2 separate regions of the Homo sapiens genome follow, and region 2 is linked to region 1. A link is a loop called in an ENCODE intact Hi-C map of the cell type or tissue named here. Cell type or tissue: transverse colon. All regions are shown on one strand. Each heading gives the region's core, and the rest is flanking DNA. Links, peaks and the distances in the headings are about the cores only.

Evidence for each region. A loop is a pair of places that touch in the nucleus more often than their neighbours do. Peaks named below come from ENCODE experiments on the same cell type or tissue, not always from the same donor. Only the 100,000 strongest peaks of a DNase experiment are listed, where the experiment ranks them.
Region 2: a loop joins it to region 1, with 20 times the contacts of the local background. A loop is called at or near these places in 2 of 110 quality-filtered maps.

The regions. Positions count from the first base shown.
Region 1 is chr12:120,241,088-120,252,304 of GRCh38, reverse strand. The region is part of intron 1 of PXN (paxillin); the gene reads left to right. It also overlaps the pseudogene RPS20P31. Among named protein-coding and RNA genes, the nearest start is that of PXN, 19 kb to the left of the region's middle. RefSeq lists enhancers at 1,711-1,760, 6,633-7,459. In transverse colon, for the core only: no CTCF peak of the experiment used is centred there; no DNase peak of the experiment used is centred there; H3K27ac peaks cover 2,827 bases.
Region 2 is chr12:119,977,032-119,985,715 of GRCh38, reverse strand. No RefSeq gene overlaps it. Among named protein-coding and RNA genes, the nearest start is that of BICDL1, 7.9 kb to the left of the region's middle. In transverse colon, for the core only: no CTCF peak of the experiment used is centred there; no DNase peak of the experiment used is centred there; H3K27me3 peaks cover 4,711 bases.

The DNA.
Region 1 (11,217 bases), core at 2,498-7,497:
ACAGGGATTTTATCTGCCTTTCAAATACCCCTTGCCACCAAGCACTGTGCTGTTCTCTCTGCGGTCACTTAATAACTACTTGATGGTGGTTGGTGATTAAATGGGTATGAACTGCGACACCCACAGTGATGCTGAGCCTGCAGCAAACCACTTCCTCCTCTGGAGAACCTGAGTTCTCTCTGGGTTTGGGGTGGGGAGGTGGCATAGAACCCAGCCTCTGACATCAGCCACACTTGGTTCTGTATCAATGCTGTTGCCTACTACTTGTGTGACCCTGGCAGATCACTTTACACTCTGAGCCTTGGTCTCCTAATCCATGAAATAGGTGCATTTCCTGACATACTTTCCCGAAATACTTTCAAAGTGCTCAGTAACTGGTGATGGTTATCGTTCATTCTTGGGATAATCTTGACAACTCCTGGGGTGGAGGGTTTGGCTTTTGGTATCATTCTCTTGGCATTTATTTGTTTGTTTGTTTATTTATTTTTGAGACCAAGTCTCGCTCTGTTGCCCAGGCTGGAGTACAGTGGCACAATCTTGGCTCACTGCAGTCTCTGCCTCCCGGGTTCAAGCAATTCTCCTGCCTCAGCCTCCCAAATAGCTGGGATTACAGGCGCCCACGACCACGCCCAGCTAATTTTTGTATTTTTAGTGGAGACAGCGTTTCACCATGTTGGCCAGGCTGGTCTTGAATTCCTGACCTCAAATGATCTGCCCACCTCACCTCCCAAAGTGCTGGGATTACAGGAGTGAGCCACCGCAGCGGCCTGTTTGTTTATTTATTTATTGAGATGGAGTCTTGCTTTGTCATCCAGGCTGGAGTGCAGGGGCGTGATCTCAGCTCACTGCAGCCTCCACCTCCCATGTTCAAGTGATTCTCCTGCCTCAGCCTCCTGAGTAGCTGGGATTACAGGCATGCGCCACTATGCTGGCTGTTTTTTGTAGTTTTGGTAGAGGTGGGGTTTCACCATGTTCGCCAGGCTGGTCTCAAACTCCTGACCTCAAGTGATCCACCTGCCTTGGCCTCCCAAAGTGCTGGGATTACAGGCGTGAGCCACCATGCCGGGCCTTATTTATTTTTTAATTAATTGATTTTTTTTGAGACAGAGTCTCGTTCCGTTGCCCAGGCTGGAGTGCAGTGGCGTGATCTCAGCTCATTGCAACCTCCACCTCCTGGGTTCAAGTGATTCTCCTGCCTCAGCCTCCCGAGTAGCTGGGATCACAGGCACCTGCCATCACACCCAGCTAATTTTTTGTATTTTTAGTAGAGATGGGGTTTCGCCATGTTGGCCAGGCTGGTCTTGAACTCCTGGCCTCAAGTGATCTGCTCACCTCGGCCTCCCAAAGTGTTGGGATTACAGACGTGAGCCATTGCACCTGGCCCACTCTTCGAATTTAAGCTTCCACTTCATCTTTAGGTTGGCTGCATTTCCCGTGGCCTTGGTGGGCACTTAGTGCAATTGGCCCTGTTTGGTTGCTTAGCTAGGCCTGGGGGAAGAATCTGACTTCAGTTACTTTCTGGAAGAATGTGATTTAGGACTCTTCATGGCGCCATGGGTTGGAGAATGTTTGGAACTCTGCTGTGGAGGTGAAATGGCCACACCCTTGGGCTGGTGGTGTTAAGTTGGGTTTTGGTTATATGACTTTTAATTTCCCCTGAGCCTCTTTGGTGGCTTTCATGAGGAAGTGGTGGGGGAGGAGGTGGCTTGGTGGCTTGGTTTATACTAATCGCTCATCTAACACTAATATTAGTGAGAGCTGCCACAGGGAGCTGTGCTGAGATCCACTCCCAGATCAGCCCTGGGCTTCTCCTAGCACTCTAGGCATCCAGAAAGCCTCATGGGGTGGTCTGGCCCCTGAGGCTCCTAGTAGCAGTAGAAAAAAGGAGAGTTGGTTTTCTGGACTGTGAACTTGGTGGTTGTACACTGAGTGGACACAGCTGTGTCATGAAGCTGGCCCAGTGACTGTACCCCTTTAGGGGTAGTTGATCTGTGGGACCCACCCTGGGCTCTGTTGGAGGTTTGAAGTGGCTCAGAGAGTCCTGGCCGAGCTTTGCCCCCTCTGTTTCCAGGAACATTCCTCTTCCTTAGGTGGAAATGGGAGTGTCCAATGGCCTGCACTTGGTTTCCTCTGGATTTGCCATTTCCCCTGTGTACTCCTGGCTCGGCTGGCCGGCTAAGGCAGTTTCTCATCACTGATGTGCTCTGGGACAGCTGAGTGGGATGGGCTCCTCTGGGGTGGGTGTGGAGGAGTGGTCGTGATGCCTGGAACACTGCAGTCACTCCTCAGAGACACGACTTGGCAGCCCTCCTGAGCCTGCCTGGTCACATGCTGCCTGTCTTGGAAGGTCCTCTGTCCCAAGCAGTGGATGTGCAGTTTCTTCACCCCTGCTTAGCTTCATCAGGCACAATGCGTCTTTGAGGTGAGGTAGCTGTTGGGATAGCTGGGTGGTCTCATTTCTTCCCTGCCTCACCACCTCAAATGGCCTCTTCTGCTGTGTCCTGAACTTTCCAAGAACTCCTCCCCCTTCTCTCTCTTTGGAAGTTGGCACTTGAAGTCTTTTTGTCTGGTCTTTGGAGGCAGCCAAGCCGGAAAGAAGCTGGGGAAGAAGATCGTTACCTGGAGGCGGTTGTCATGGCTTCCTGTGGTCACTTGTGGTCATCTGCTTCTAAACATCCTGTTTGTGCCTCTAGAGCAGCAGGAACAGTGACCAGGAGACAGCTGTTATCTGCCTGACTTTGGCCAAAGCATGGGGGCTGGGGTGTCACCATCCTGGGGGATGCTTGATTGGCTGATCACTGGCAATTGAGGGCATTGCTGGTAGCAGCTCCTTTGGGCACCACTGGCTTGGGCTCTGTCCTTCCTCTTCTCCCTGCTTCGACTGTCTGAGATTTTCCCTCCTAATGGCCTGTTGGGTATTATCAGTCTGCACTCCCCCTCTGTGCTTCTGGACTGATCCATTCTTTCTTAGAGTCCTCTGGTGCTTCCAGAGCTGGAAGGAACCTTAGGATGTCATTTCCTCCTATGCTTGGGAGTTTGTGGCCGTCATCTTCTTCAGTCAGAGCTGCTTACTTTTCTCTGTTTATATATTGAGCTTCCATCTAAGACCACAATTACAAAAGGGGTTTTGTGGATTTTTATTTTATTATTTATTTATTTATTTATTTTGAGACAGAGTCTTGCTCTGTCGCCCAGGCTGGAGTGCAGTGGTGCAATCTTGGCTCACTGCAACCTCTGCTTCCCAGGTTCAAGCGATTCTCGTGCCTCAGCCTCCCACGTATCTGGGATCACAGGTGCCCAACACCATATCTGACTAAGTTTTGTATTTTTAGTAGAGATGGAGTTTCACCATGTTGGCCAGGCTGGTCTCAAACTCCTGACCTCAGGTGATCCACCCGCCTCAGCCTCCCAAAGTTTTGGGATTACAGACGTGAACCACTGCACCTGGCCATAACTGCCAGCATTAATATAGTGTTACTCACTCTGTGGCAGCCACTGTTCTAAATACCTCCCTTACGTTCCCTTATCATTTCCTCACAACAGCCCTCTGAAGTAGGTATTCTAGCTGACGACACTGAAGCACAGAGAGGTGAGCAACTTGCCCGAGGTTAGTTGCTGATTAGTGGTGGAGCTGGGATTGGATTCAGTGACTGTCGCATACAGCCCTTTGCTGACATTGTAGACTCTGTTCTGATTCCTGCTCGCCAATGAGGGTGATGCCACGCGGTGCCACTGGGGAGGAGGGAAGAGAGGGGACAGTCTGGTGTGTGTGTGTGTGTGTGTGTGTGTGTGTGTGTGTGTGTGTGTGTGTGAAAGTCATCTGTGGATTGTATATGGTGTGCTTGGGGGTGCAGTAATTGAGGAAACATAGTCAACCAGGTGTCTGCTGAGGGCAGTGGGGGCTGTTGAACACTGACCCCTATCCAGGGTTATCAGGGACTGAAAATGACCCCAGGAGAAGTGTGGTGTGAGCTGGCGTGCTTCCCTCTGGGGAAGGTCTAGGGGCTGTGGACAGAGGAGGGAGCATTTCCTGCTCTGTGGCCATCCTCCAGCCCCCTCTTCTACCGTGAGCAAAGGCTGGGGTCCCTCATGTTCCCCAGACCAGCAGTCTGGCAGCCCTCTGTCCTCCTGCTCTTCACCTCTCTTGGGTTATTTGCTTATATCTTCCACTGGCTTCCTTTGGAAGAGTTTTTTCTCAATTATTGAGCTTTCTCAACTGGAGAGTCAAAGTCTCCAGTTTCCAACTAGGATTGTGGATTTGTCACTTTTTCTTTTCAATTTTGTCCATTTTTGCTTTATCTACTTTAGAGCTCTGTTGTTGAGTGGGTGTACATTTAGGATGATTATGTCTTCATGATGAATTGACTCATCATTATGAAATGTCCCTCTTTACCTCTGGTAATATTCCTGTCTGGAAGTCTGCCTTGCCTGATATTAACAGAAGCACTTCAACTTTCTTTCTTTTTTTCTTTTAAACAACTGCTATTCTGTTAATAAAATAGTTGCTTGAAACATCTGCAGTGGTGACTTTAACCTTGAATCTCAGCTCAGTACAGATGGACGTAATCTGCTTAGCAATCTCGGGAGGACCATCCAGGTCAGTGAGTCACTTGCGGATTCTCATCTGGAAACGATCCCTTGTCCTAGAACCTTCATCACGAGGCGTTTTTCTTATAGTGATTCTCAGAGTCTTGATAGGCATCTGAACTGATCCTTCACTTTGAGATTCTTTTCCTTTGCACCTCTGATCAAGTCAGCACACACCTTCTCCAGAGATTTGATGTTGCGGCAGGCTAGGGTAATTCTGATTTAATAAATTGCCACCTCTAGTTCCACGGATGGCTTTGAAAGCCATAGCTGTGGTGTGGCTTCCTAGCTGACTTGTTCTGGGGTGAGGGCAAACAGTGGCAACTCAGGAGCAGGCGAGGGCACACCAGAGTTTAGTGGCAGCTGCCAGCTGGCTCCCTCAAAGGGCCACTCTGCCTTCCTTGATATTAGTGTTTGCATGGTATATCTTTCTCCATTGCTTTATACTGAATCTATCTGTGTCTTTATATGTAAAGTATGTTTCTTGTAGATAGCATGTATTAAATACTGCATTTCTACCCAGGCTGAAAATCTCTGCCTTTTAATTGGAGTATATAAACCTTTTAGATTTTAAAGTAATTATCAATGTGGTTAGACTGAAGTCTATCATGTTGCCATTCATTTTCCATTTGTGCCATCTGTTTATTCTTTCTTCTTTTCTAGCCTTCTTTTTTTTAAAATTTTTTTTTATAGAGACAGGGTCTTGCTGTCACCCAGGCTGAAGTGCAGTGGTACAGTCATGGCTTACTACAGTGTCAAACTCCTAGGCTCAAGTGATCCTCCTGCCTTAGCCTCTCGAGTAGCTGGAATTACAGGCATATGCTAACATGCCCGGCTACATTTTTCTTTTTTTTTTTTTTTTTAAGACAGATTCTCACTCTATTGCCCAGGCTGGAGTGCAGTGGCGCAATCCTGGCTCACTGCAACCTCTGCCTCCCGGGTTCAAGTGATTCTCCTGCCTCAGCCTCCTGAGTAGCTGAGACTACAGGCACGCACCACCATGCCTAGCTAATTTTTTTGTATTTTTAGTAGAGACAGGGTTTTACCATGTTAGCCAGGATGGTCTCGATCTCCTGATCTCACGATCTGCCTGCCTCAGCCTCCCAAAGGGCTGGGATTACAGGCATGAGCCACCGCGCCTGGCCTGGCTAAATTTTTCTTTTTTCTTTTTCTTTTCTTTTTTCTTTTTTTTTTTTTTTTTTTGAGACAGAGTCTTTCTCTGTCCCCCAGGCTGGAGTGCATGGCTCACTGCAACCTCTGCCTCCCAGGTTCAAGTGATTCTCATGCCTCAGCCTCTGGAGGAACTGGGATAACAGGCATGCGCTACCATGCCCAGCTAATTTTTGTATTTTTAGTAGAGATGGGGTTTCACCATGTTGGCCAGGCTGGACTCGAACTCCTGACCTCAAGTGATCTGCCCACCTCAGCCTCCCAAAGTGCTGGGATTAAAGGCATGAGCCACTGTGCCCAGCCTAATTTTTTATTTTTATTTTTGTAGAGACGGAATCTCACTGTGTTGCCCAGGCTGGTCTCTAACTCCTGGCCTCAAGCAATCCTCCTGCTTTGGCCTCCCAATGCGCTGGGATTATAGGTGTGAGCCATTGTGTCTGGCCTCTTGCCTTGTTTTAGATTCATTGAGTATTTTTTAGGGTTCTGTTTTATTTCCACTCTTTGCTTATTTAGCTATACTTCATTGGTTTGATTTTAGTGGTCACTCTGTGGTTTGCAGGTTTAAATTAATCACAATCTGCCTTCAAATCATACCATACCATTTCACGTATAATGTAAGAACAGTATATTTCCATTTCCCCCTCCTGTTTTTTGTTATTTCTACATATATTATGAAACCCGTACTATGTAGTCCACCTTTTATGTTTGTCCACAAATTTACTATAATATTTCTAGCATTCTTTTTTTTTTTTTTTTTTTTGAGATGGAGTCTCGCTCTGTCGCCCAGGCTGGAGTGCAGTCGTGCGATCTCGGCTCACTGAAAGCTCCGCCTCCTGGGTTCACGCCATTCTCCTGCCTCAGCCTCCCAAGTAGCTGGGACTACAGGTGCCCGCCACAACACCCGGCTAATTTTTTGTATTTTTTAGTAGAGACGGGGTTTCACCGTGTTAGCCAGGATGGTCTTGATCTCCTGACCTTGTGATCCACCCACCTCGGCCTCCCAAAGTGCTGGGATTACAGGCGTGAGCCACTGTGCCCGGCCGCATTCTTTTTTTTTGAAGACTAAAGAAGTTAACAAAAATGTCAGGAAAACATTGTTTTGTTTTTTTTTTTCTTCCCCTCCTTTTCCCATTCTCGTCTGAGAACGTGTTGTCTTCTTCCTCCCTGGCTAGTTTCCCTGCCTGTGAACTCCCTCAGCCTCACTAATCTGTACGTGCTTTGTGGCTCATCCCATCTGTGCTTCAGTCATGATAATCGATGCTGTCAGTCTCTCTGGGCTACACAGCCCCACACTTGGTGTTGCTGACACATTCCGGTGGTGCACGTTTGAGAAAATCGCACATTCCAGCTCATGTCCCCTGCCTCCTCTGCTCCATGGGGAGAGGTGTGACCAGATCTGCAGGGCCTGGGGCTGCCACACTCCTGTTCCTTCTTGCTCTGTTGCTACGTGATGCCCCTCCTCCTCCTTCCCCAGCACCAAGCCAGAGAGTCACCCAGTCCCAGGCCCCAACTCCCTCCCAGCTGCCTCATTCCTATGCCCTGAGCCCACCTCTTGGAGCTCCCCTTCCCCACCCACAAAGGAAGCCAGATAGGCCACCCAGTGAGTTTAAACCTTAAGTACCCACAAGGGGCTATGCTCCAGCCACAAAGTCTTGTGGACTATTCCTTTGATTTTTTTTTATTATTTATTATTTATTTTATTTTATTTTATTTATTTATTTGTTTTGAGACAGAGTCTCGCTCTGTCACCCAGGCTGGAGTGCAGTGGCGTGATCTTGGCTTACTGCAACCTTTGCCTCCCAGGTTCAAACACTTCCCTGCCTCAGCCTCCTAAGTAGCTGGGATTACAAGCGTCTGCCACTGCGCCCAGCTAAGTTTTGTATTTTTTTTTTTTTTTTCCGAGACGGAGTCTCACTCTGTCATCCAGGCTGGAGTGCAGTGGTGCGATCTCTGCTCACTGCAAGCTCCGCCTCCCGGGTTCACGCCATTCTCCTGCCTCAGCCTCCCGAGTAGCTGGGACTACAGGCGCCCGCCACCACGCCTGGCTAATTTTTTTTGTATTTTTAGTAGAGACGGGGTTTCACCGTGTTAGCCAGGATGGTCTCGATCTCCTGACCTCGTGATCCGCCCGCCTCGGCCTCCCAAAGTGCTGGGATTACAGGCGTGAGCCACCGCGCCCGACCAAGTTTTGTATTTTTAGTAGAGATGGGGTTTCACCATCTTGGCCAGGCTGGTCTTGAACTCCTGACCTTGTGATCCACCCACCTCAGCCTCCCAAAGTGCTGGGATTACAGATGTGGCCACCATGCCCAGCTATTTTTTTGTTTGTTTATTTTAGGGTAGGAGTTTTGCTGGTTGGGGAGGGGTGGTGGCAACTAGATCACAGTAGATGGGACATTCTGGGATAGAAGAGTAGGAACAACTTGGGCCCTGTGCTCCTGTGTTGCTCTCCCTCACCGGGCTTTGCATACAGTGAGCTCTTAGGGAGGACCAGGAGGTGGCATGAGCTGAAGTGGCAAGGCTGATCTCAGCAGCAGACTGACTTGGCGCAGGTCATTTGTTGATTTGTTTGGTATCATCCATGGAGCCCCTATTATATGCTAGGCTCTGCCCAATGCTCAGATGAAGATGAATATAGGCGTACTCCCTACCCACAATGTGCTATTCCTAGGCTGTGAGACATGGCCCCTTAGGCAGACAGTTCCTACCAGCTTGAGGTGTTCTCATAGGAGAAGTGCACAGTGCTTTGGGAACTCAAAGGAATGGAGCCTCAAACCCTTTGTAGGAGAGTAAGGTCAGGGAGGGCTTCCTGGAGGAAATGGGATCCTAAACTGACTCTGTTTTGTGTGTGTTTTAAGAGATAGGATTTCTCTGTTGCCCAGGCTGGAGTGCAGTGATGCCATCATAGCTCACTTGCAGCTTCAAACACCTGGGTTCAATCCATCTTCCAGCCTCAGCTTCCTAAGTAACTGGGATTACAGGCATGTGCTATAGCACCTGGCGAATTTTTAAAAATTTTTTGTAGAGACAGGGTCTTGCTGTGTTGCCCAGTCTGGTCTCAAATTTCTGCCCTCAAGCAATCGTCCCGCCTTGGCCTCCCAAAATGCTTGGATTACAGGCATGAGCCACCATGCCCGGCCTTTTGTTGTGTGTTTAAATAGAACCTCAACATTTAGAAAAGGCCCCAACCTTTGTCCTTTACTTAAATGGTCATTCTGTAATAAGATTTTGGAAAGAGACCTTCCCAGCAGAAAAGCAACACGTTGCTTTTTCTCTAGGTAGGCAGGATGGATCCTTTTTATCCTCTCGTTGAAGAAGATAAACTAAGCTATTATGAGTCTCAAGGGATTAGAAAGGATTTAGCCTGGTAAAGAAGACAGGAGAGAGGTCTAGGGAGAGGGAATAGCTCATGCAGAGGCCTGGAGGGCGGACGTGTGTGCAAGCATGTGTGTTTAGTTCATTGGTAGTGATTTGGTGCCCTGTGTCCAGTTGGATCTTTCAAGCTAATCAAACTTATCCTGAGCCACAAGGCCAAGGACAGTCATTAGGCTTTGCATCTTCATTGGAATGACCTTTTGGGGATGACCTTGCTACGATAGCTGAGATGGGGCTGGCCTTTGGGGCATCTGTTATCCTACAGTGAGATGAGCTTTTTTTTTTTTTTTTAAAGCCCGAGTCTCGCTCTGTCGCTCAGGCTGGAGTGCAGTGGCATAATCTTGGCTCACTGCAACCTCTGCCTCCCAGGTTCAAGCAATTCTCCTGCCTCAGCCTCCTGAATAGCTGGGATTACAGGCGTGTACCACCACACCAATTTTTGTATTTTTAGTAGAGACAGGGTTTCTCCATGTTGGCCAGGCTGGACTCGGACTCCTGACCTCAAGTGATCTGCCCGCCTCTGCCTCGCAAAGTGCTGGGATTACAGGCATGAGCCACCACACTTGGCCATGAGATGAGCTTTATCTGTGCAAAGTCTCTCTGTGGTCAGCTGGGGCTGGGGCCGTGGGTCAGTTCTGAAGGGCATTTCCATGAGGGTTTGAGGCCTGAGATTGTGTCCTGGGCCCTCTGGCCCCAGTGGTGAGCCGCATGCTCATGTGGCAGGAAGGATCTGGTTCCTCTGATAACCTGCTTAGGCTGACCCCTCTTTTTCCTGGAGGACGGCTGTCAGAGATGGGGCTGGCTTTCTATTTGAATTTCAGAGGCAGACTCGTGCAGATGGGTGCGGGCAGAGGAAGGGAGCCCATGGTCTTCCTGAACACTCTGAGAATTCCCAGAGCAGGCTGCATGCAACTTCCTGAGGTTCTCCCAAAGCCAGACAGGGAGAACAACTTGTGTTCAGGAGAAGGGTACCATATAATTTAACAAACTGTTACTTAGATAGGTGCCTTGGCCAGAGAAAAACGTCCTTGGGCCCTGGCTCAGGGAACACTGTGGCTCTGCCTGTTCTTGGTGTAACTCCTGATCCTTGTTACCGTCATTACCTGACCCCTGCCGCAGACCTTCTTCCCTGTCTCATCTGTTCCATCCCTCCTGCAGGAAACAAACATGGGAGGCATCCTGCACTCCTCACTCCTTCTCCATATCCACTCAGTTTCCAGGTAACATTGATTTTACCTGATTTCATGTAGAGTATTGCAACTCTTGCTCTTCCTCCAATTGAGCCCTGCCTCCCTCTGATCTCCCCTGCCTGAGTGATGTAAAGTGCAAGCCTGGTCCTGCTGTTCCGCTGCTGACCGCCTTCCTTCTGTGGCTTGCCCTTGTAAGTCCAGACTCCCCAGTGGGCCCTCGGCCCTTGACTCCTCTTCCATCAAGCTGGGACTTGCACTCTGAGCTCCCATCCCCTCTGTCTGGGCACTTTCCCAGGCTGTTTTCCACCTCTGCCTGGAAAGCCCCTCCCCTTTCCTCCTGGCCCACTGCCGCTTTCAGGGCCTTCTGCCCCTCGTTTATGACAGTCTCCCACTAGTCAGTGCTCCCCGGAGACAGGCATTGTATATTTGCCCCTCCCATGCCCAGCATAGTGCCCGTGCACACTATGTGTTTGTGAACGCGATTGGAGCCATCACTAGTAAAGGTGAGGCTGTCCCAGTGAGAGCATCGGAGGGAGGGTCTTGGAGGAGGCACGTGAGACAGGTGCAGGTGGCTCTGCCTTGGATACCCAAGCGAGGCCACATCTGTTTTGTGCCTCCTGAACTGGGGTGGCTTCACTGGAGTTTGCTGCCTGGGTCAGTGTCCAGGCAGGTCCCATTCCAGAAATTCTGATCACCTGGGATTGAGGTGAAGATGAGGCAGCTTCAGCTTCAGCCCCTAGTGATCAGACTTGTCTTCAAAGGACCAAGCTGTGATCTGACAGGGGCAGGGTGGTGCACTGTCAGGCCTGCCCATGGCAGTGGTTTCATTCAGATTCCCAACCCCTTTGGGCCATGACTATTGGGATCTCTCCCCAGAGTAGTGTGGTAGGGACAT
Region 2 (8,684 bases), core at 524-5,523, 260 kb after region 1:
ATAACTATATGGTCCTAAATGTAAAAAAAACTAGTGAGAAGAATGGCGTTATTCTTCATTTTTGTAAACCTCTGTAATGTATGGCTTAACAGTAGAAAAGTGAATTCTTGTATTTGGATATATCTATAATGTATGATATTTTGAAATATATGAAGAAAATTTGGACTCACAAAGATATGTGGTTGGGAAAAGGAGGAATATTTTAGTAGCCTTTTCATTTTGGATATTTTTCTTTGATATTACACCCAAACTTGACAAGTTATAGTTTCTTTCTTTCTCTCTCTCTCTCTCTTTCTTTCTTTCTTGAGATGGAGTCTCACTCTGTTGCCCAGGCTGGAGTGAGTGCAGTGGCGCAATCTTGGCTCGCTGCATCCTCCACCTCCCAGGTCAAGTGATTCTCCTGCCTCAGCCTCCCAAGTAGCTGGGACTACAGGCATGTGCCCCCACACTTGGCTAATTTTGGTATTTTTAGTAGAGACGGGGTTTCACTATGTTGGCCAGGCTGGTCTTGAACTCCTGACCTCAGGTGATCCACCCACCTCAGCCTCCCAAAGTGCTGGGATTACAGGCGTGAGCCACTGCGCCCAGATGACAAGTTGTAGTTTCTTAAAGGTTAGTTGCAATGTGAAATCTAAAACCATGTCAAGGAAATCCCATTGATCTATTTTTCACTTTGAATGGATTTTTTACATATGTATGATTGATTGTATAACAGCATGTATTTTCATTTGGAAAATGTCTGAGTTATGCAGATCTTACAAATATTGTCACATGTCATTACACAATATCAGCCTAATCACATTCATTAATATCACCACCACTGATCTCATCATAAAAGTCTTTAAGTATTGAGAAGTTACTAAGCTTGAGTTTTATCATTAGTAACAAATATTTTGAGTTGTTTTCCTTGAAGTAACAGACTTACTTCATTAATTCTTGAGAAAATATCTGCCAAATACCCGAATCTGAATACCACAGTTTGTGTCATTCATTCAGGTAAAAACAGTGTTCCGTGAAAAATGTGGCTAGTTAGTTCCCAACTCAAACGGAGGTACAAGTGCTTCACCTCAAGATAACCATCATACTTCAGTACACAGCAGAAGTGCTTTGTGGGTACTTCCCATTTCATCACATGAAATATTAAAAAGATGTGCACTCAAGGGTCTGGACTTAATAGAAGTACTGCTTCGTCAGGGACATTGGTTAATAAAACTAGCTTCTGTTTTTTCTATGAGCACATGAAAGTGAAGACTACCATGTGTACCAGCACAGCTGGGTAACACTGCCTTGACTCATGCTAAGGTATCAGTGGTGTTACCTACCATTGCTTTTGCACCATCAGTGCAAATGTCAACATAATTACAAACAAAAATAGTATTAGATGATTAGCATTATTATGAAATTAGTTTGCTATTGTTAATAACATTAGAATGATAATCCTTACACTTATTATGAAAATAGTTCTTTTCTTGGTAGCCCTCTGAAAGACTCTAGGACCTTTAGGAGCCGGTGCACCACACTCTGGGAACTGCTGATTCAAGTCCATTAGGTCAGCCTTGAGGTAACAGAATGAATATATACCTGCCTATATGGAAATTAGTGCCAGGATTTAAAACTCATTAAAGCCAAGTTATGAAAACCATCAGACTTCTAAGAAGCTTATTAAATTTATTCTTCTTCATGCTAGAACAATAACAGCTAAAATACATTTAGCACTGTGCTCCTTAAATCCTTTATGTAACACTCTCTCATTTAATCCTCACAATAACCCTATAATGGTAGTGTGTTACACCAATATATACTAGTACATGATACTATGATGCTAGTGTTTTAGAACTGTCTGTCTCTAATGGACTTGTTCTTAGTTACTCTACTGCACTTCACTTTTTATCACTTATGTATTCCTTTAAAATATATTTGCATTAGTGTTAGTTTTAGTACCTGGATAGTCTGGTAAACTTGAGTATGAGTACAGTTTACATACTTAACATACTATGGGTGAATTTCCACGTAAGTGCTATTACATCACTAAGGGCAAAACATGACATTTTTCCTTCTTAGAGATCCTGATATCTACAAATATGACAACGCTCATCCGATTTCCCCAAGTTGTTTACTTTTATTAACATCTTGGTCCGTGAAAACTGGAAAGTGTAAAAGACAAAACGTCTCGAAAATTTGTTTTTGAAAAGCCAAGTGTTGAAGAAACATGAGGAACTGGCAAAATGTGTAATAAAGCTGTTCTATGCTTGATATTTTCATTTAGCTATGATGTGTGTGTTTGTGTGCACCAGCAGATCACGCGTGTTTTAAGTTGTATATTTTGTCTATGAAATAATCGTGGAAACATACAAGTCTTGGACATTCATCAAATGTTACCCAAAGCACTTTATATTTTTTAGAGAGGAGTGATCTCAACATTTTGCAGAATGTGGTGTGTATACCCCTGGTGGTTCTCAAGTTGGTTTTTAGGGGAAAAATGTTAACATCAGTGGCTGGTGCTCACCGGTGTCAGTCTTCAGCAGAGACCCTGCCCTGCCTGATGTCGGGAAGTTCCTTCTCTGCTACTCAGAAGGTAAATAGAAGCCTCATCTTGTCCCTATATGGATACACAGTGTGAGTTCCCAACTTCCTCTCCTCCAGCTTCTATCCTTTCCTACCAACATCCTTGCCCAACTTTTCCCTTCCAGATGAGAACTCCTCTCTCCCAAGGATTTGCCTAATACCCCAGGTCTAGCTGCCCTGTTACCTCTGCCAGTTATTTTCTGACAACTGTCATTTCCAGCTTCTGACCCATTTTTCCTCCCTTCTGATTAGGCATCTTCAGTCTTTCCCCTTAATGATCATGAACCAGACTTCCTGGGCTGCATCTAGTTCTGCCACTTAGGAGTTGGATGACTTTGGACCTCTATGCCTCAGTTTCTTCATTTATAAAATGGGGATAATGGTAGTACTTACCTGATAAATTTGGTCTTAAGACAGAAAGATTTCAGATACGTACAGCTCTTAAAAATGAAGCCTGATAGGCCAGGTGTGGTGGCTCACACCTGTAATCCCAACACTTTCAGAGGCCGAGGTGAGTGAATTGCTTGAGCCCAGGAGTTCAAGACCAGCCTGGGTAACATAACAAAACCCTGTCCCTACAAAAAAATAAAAAATAAATTAGCCAGGCATGGTGGTGTGTGCGTTTCATCTCAGCTACTGGAGAGGCTGAGGTGGGAGGATCACCTGAGCCCAGGAGGTTGAGGCTTTAGTGAGCTGTGTGCCACTGCACTCCAGCCTGGATGACAGAGCAAGACCCTGTCTCCAATAATAATAATAATAATAAGAAGAAGAAGAAGTAATACTTACTTAATAAGGTCAGTCTTAAGACAAGAATATTTCAGATATGTTTAAAATGGAGCCTGGCAGGCCAGGTGCAGTGGCTCACTCCTGTAATTTCAGCACTTTGGGAGGCCGAGGCTGGAAGATCGCTTGAGGCCAGGAGTTTGAGACCACCCTGAGCAACACAGAGAGATCCTCTGTCTCCCACCTATAGTCTTAGCTACTCCTGAGGCTGAGACATGGAGTTTGAGGATGCAGCGAGGCGGTGAGCTACTATCGCGCCACTGCACTCCAGCCTCGGTCTCAGAGCGAGACCCTGTCTCTAAAAACCAACCAACAAACAAACAATCTGGGCTTTCTGAATTAGATCTGTCATTAACCAGCTGTGTAGCTATGTACAATTGAACAAGGCATTTAATGTGCCTAGGCTTTGGCTTCCTTATCTGTACGGTATGAAGTTGGCCTGGTAATCACCCCTGTATGCTCTAAACCAGTAGTTCTCAACTGGGGGTGATTTTTTTTTTTTTAAGACGGCATCTCACTGTGTCAAGCAGGCTGGAGTGCAGTGGCATGATCTCGGCTCACTGCAACCTCCAGCTCCTGGGTTCAAGCGATTCTCCTGCCTCAGCCTCTCTAGTAGCTGGGATTACAGGTACATGCCACCATGCCCAGCTCATTTTTGTATTTTTAGTAGAGAAAGGTTTCACCATGTTGGCTAAGCTGGTCTCAAACTGCTGACCTCACGTGATCCGCCTGCCTCAACTTCCCAAAGTGCTGGGATTACAAACATGAGCCACCGTGCTTGGTCTGGGGGTGATTTTGACCTCCTCCTAGGACCCTAGAGATATTGGGCAATGTCTGGAGACATTTTGGGTTGTCATAACTGGGAGGAAGGAGGTGTTATTGGCATCTAATGGATGGAGACTAGAGATGCTGCCAAACATATTTTAATGTCCAGGACAGCCTATCTGGCCCCAAATGTCAATAGTGCTGAGTTGAGAAACGCTAGTTTAAAATGACAGGCTTCGGGACAGGCGCATTGGCTTATGCTTGTAATCCCAGCACTTTGGGAAGCTGAGGTGGGCAGATCACTTAAGGTCAGGAGTTTGAGACCAGCCTGGCCAACATGAAAAAACCCCATATCTACTAAAAATACAGAAATTAGCCGGCGTGGTGGTATGCACCTTCAGTCTTAGCTACTTGGGAGGCTGAGGCAGGAGAATCATCTGAACGTGGTAGGTGGAAGTTGGCAGTGAGCCGAGGTTGGGCCACTGCACTCCAGCTTCGGTGACAAAGACTCTGTCTCAAAAAAAAAAAAAAAAAAAAGACAGAATGACAGGCTTTGACCGGGCGTGGTGGCTCACACCTGTAATCCTAGCACTTTGGGAGGTCGAGGTGAGTGGATCACTTAAGCCCAGGAGTTCAAGACCAGCCTGGGCAACATGGCGAAACCCCGTCTCTACAGAAAATCCAAAAATTAGTCAAGCACAGTGGCTCACGCCTATAGTCTCAGCTACTAGGGAGACTGAGGTGGGAGGATCATGTGGGTATGGGGAGGTTGACGCTGAAGTGAGCTGTGATCACGCTATTGCACTTTAGCCTGGATGACAGAGCAAGACCCTGTCTCAAATAAATAAAATAAAATAAAATAAAATAAAATAAAATGACAGGCTTCTACAACTTAACCATGAGGTTTGTTGCCTGAGAAAGATATAAATGGGTTACATGCATGATGGGCTCTGATGCAAGCCCAAGGGTGCTTTGGCTGCTTTTAGGGATTCTCTTCTGGAAAACCAGCCCATAACACAGCCATACCACTTAGGCAAATAAATAACCAAAAAGCTCCTCTGCTTTGAGGCAATTGCTCCCAACATTGACTAAATTACTTTCTACTCTCCCCTACCCTCTTATAATGATTTGGCTGTCACTGTTGCCCAAACTCATCAGAAAATGACTGCTTTATGCTCAGGTTGGCTGTTTTTGGTTCTTCCAATGCCCACATCTAGAAAGATTTGTGGTTTCATTTTCTATGTGCTCATATTTTCCTGCTTCTTTTCAATGATCTTGGCTCTAAACACATTGTTGCTGTGTTTTGCTACATATATCATTCATCTCGAGCTATTTTAAAACATTTCCTAGTTTTATTTCATCTCAAGAATTTGCCAAACATTTGTTATATCTTGTTCCTTCCGCATTACATTCTGGTTTAATCTGTTGGCAGGCAAGTTATTTATACCTATTGATACTGCTCATACTAAAACTGTTTCTTAAGTGAATTTCCTCCCTTTAGTGTTCTTTGTCAATTTCAGAGTACACTGATTATGGAAATTTTATATCATCCAGTTTCCAGGATAACTAAAAACTTTTGCTGGTGGGTAGGTAAAATGTCCCGTGAATCTGTTTTCCATGGTTTGTGTTAGCATTGCTACTGCTACACTTCTCACTTTATGTAAAAAGCCTTTATGGATTTCTTGGTGCCTTCCTATGATCAGAGGAATAGTCATCTTCTAAAGGGTCAAAATTTAATCATGTCCTAGAAAATGTAGCTATGTTTGTGTGGGGGGCACATGTGTAGGTGTGGGATATATGTGAATATTAAGTGTTCTGGAAAGATAGTTGGTGTAATGCAACTATCTTAATAGTTAATTTTTCCATTAAGTAATGTATATATATATATATACACACATTTTATATATTTATATAAATATATATATTTTTTCTTTTCTTTTCTTTTTTCTTTTTTTTTTGAGATGGAGTCTTGTTCTTATTGTCCAGGCTGGAGGGCAGTGGCACAATCTCAGCTCACTGCAACCTCTGCCTCCTGGGTTCAAGCAATTCTCCTGTCTCAGCCTCCCCAGTAGCTGGGATTACGGGCGCCTGCCACCACACCTGGCTAATTTTTGTATTTTTAGTGGAGACGGGGTTTCACCATGTTGGCCATACTGGTCTCGAACTCCTGACCTCAGGTGATCCACCTGCCTCGGCCTCCCAAAGTGTTGGGATTACAGGCATGAGCCACCGTGCCTGGCCTTTTTTTTTTTTTTTTTTAAGACGGAGTCTTGCTCTGTCACCCGGGCTGGAATGCAGTGACATGATCTCGGCTCACTGCAGCCTCTGCCTCCTGGGTTCAAGCAATTCTCCTGCCTCAGCCTCCCGAGTAGCTGGGACTACAGGTGTGTGCCACCACACCTGGCTAATTTTTTGTATTTTTAGTAAAGACAGGGTTTCACCATGTTGGCCAGGTTGGTCTTGATCTCCTGACCTCGTGATCTGCCTGCCTCGGCCTCCCAAAGTGCTGGGATTACAGGTGTGAGCCACCGCGCCTGGCCTACACTTATATTTTTTAGAGACAGGGTCTTGCTCTGTTGCCCAGGCTGGAGTGTAGTAGCATAATCGTAGCTCTCTGCAGCTGCGAACTCGTTGGCTCAACCAATCCTCCTGCCTTAGCCTCCCAGGAAGCTAAAACTGCAAGCATGTGCCACCATGCCCAGTTAATTTTAAAATATTTTTTGTAGAGACAGGGTCTCGCTATGTTGACCAGGCAGGTCCCAAATGACTGGCTTCAAGCAATCTTCCCACTTTGGCCTCCCAAAGTGCTGGGATTACAGGCATGAGCCACCACACCCAGCCAGCAAAATAATTTTTTAAAGTTTCTAAACTATAAGGAAATCTATTGAATTATATAGTTACCAAGGCAGTTGGCCAGTATTTATTGAGACACAATTGACGGTTGGTGTGCGTTTGGTATTATTATCTCATTATATGAGAATTTCAGGATTTTAGAAAATTTTAGAAAACATATCAGGCATGGTGGCTCATGCCTGTATCTCAGCACTTTGGGAGGCCAAGGCAGGCAGATCACTTGAGGTCAGGAGTTCGAGACCAGCCTGGTCAACATGGTGAAACTCGTCTTTACAAAAAATACAAAAATTAGCCAAGCGTGGTGGCTCATGACTGTAGTCCCAGCTATTCGGGAGGCTGAGGCAGGAGAATCACTTGAGCCTGGGAGGTGGAGGTTGCAGTGAGCCAAGATCACGCCACTGCATTCCTGCCTGGGTGACAGAGTGAGTTTCCATCTCAAAAAAAAAAAAAAAAAATTTAGAAAACGTGATTCTCATCCTCAAGGAGTATTCCATCAGTGTTTGTGTAAGAGTGTGGGCCGAGCGCGGTGGCTCACTTTGGGAGGCCGAGGCAGGCGGATCACGAGGTCAGGAGATTGAGATCATCCTCTCTAACACGGTGAAACCCTGTGTCTACTGAAAATACAAAATATTAGCCGGGCATGGTGGCAGGCTCCTGTAGTCCCAGCTACTCGGGAGGCTGAGGCAGGAGAATTGTTTGAATCCAGGAGGTGGATGTTGCAGTGAGCCAAGACCATGCCACTGCACTCCAGCCTGGGTGACAGAGCGAGACTCTGTCTCAAAAAAAAAAAAAAAAAAAAAATGGACATGGCGTCACCAAGGCATGTCCATAATTCACACCACAGGAAATTTAATATAGTGGTTAAGAACATGGTTTCTAGAGTAAGCTCTGGTTTCAAGTCAAGGCTCCCTCAGTTACTAGCCAAAATAACCCTAGGAAAGTTAGTTAACCTTTCTATGCACTATGTAAGTAAATAATTTTGTTACTAGTGGGTCTTAAGGCCCAGCACAGTTCCTAACATATGATAGGAACTTGATACTTTTTTTTTTGAGATAGAGTCTTACTCTGCCATCTAGGCTGGAGTGCAGTGACACAATCATTGTTTGCTGCAACCTCTGCCTACCAGGCTCAAGCAATGCTCCCCACCTCAGCCTCTTGAGTAGCTGGTACTAGAGACAGGCGCCATCACACCCAGCTAATTTTTGTATTTTTAGTAGAGATGGGGTTCACCATGTTTTCCAGGCTTGTAGGAACTTGATACATTTTTATAATGAACGAATAATGTGTCTAAAGCACTTAGTACATTGCTAAGACACAGTCAGAGTTTACTCAATAAGATGTTAAAGACAAAAAACCAACAAAAACTCTTGATCTCAGAATACCAGATTTGTTACATATTAATATGGTCCACATGGTTTGTGTTAACCTCTATACTCATACAAAACATTTATCGCATAGAGGCTATCATGTGATAAGTTGGAGATTATGTGGGGGAAACATATATGTATACGCTGTGATCCTTACCCTCAAAATGTTTATAACTTAATAAACAATAGAAAACATAAACCAGAATTAGTTGGCCATGGTGGTGCACACCTGTAGTCCCAGCTACTTGGAGGCTGAGGCAGGAGGATCGCTTGAGCCCTGGAGGCAAAGGCTGCAGTGAGTCGAGATCACGCCACTGCACTCCAGAATGAGACCCTGTCTCAAAAAGAAAG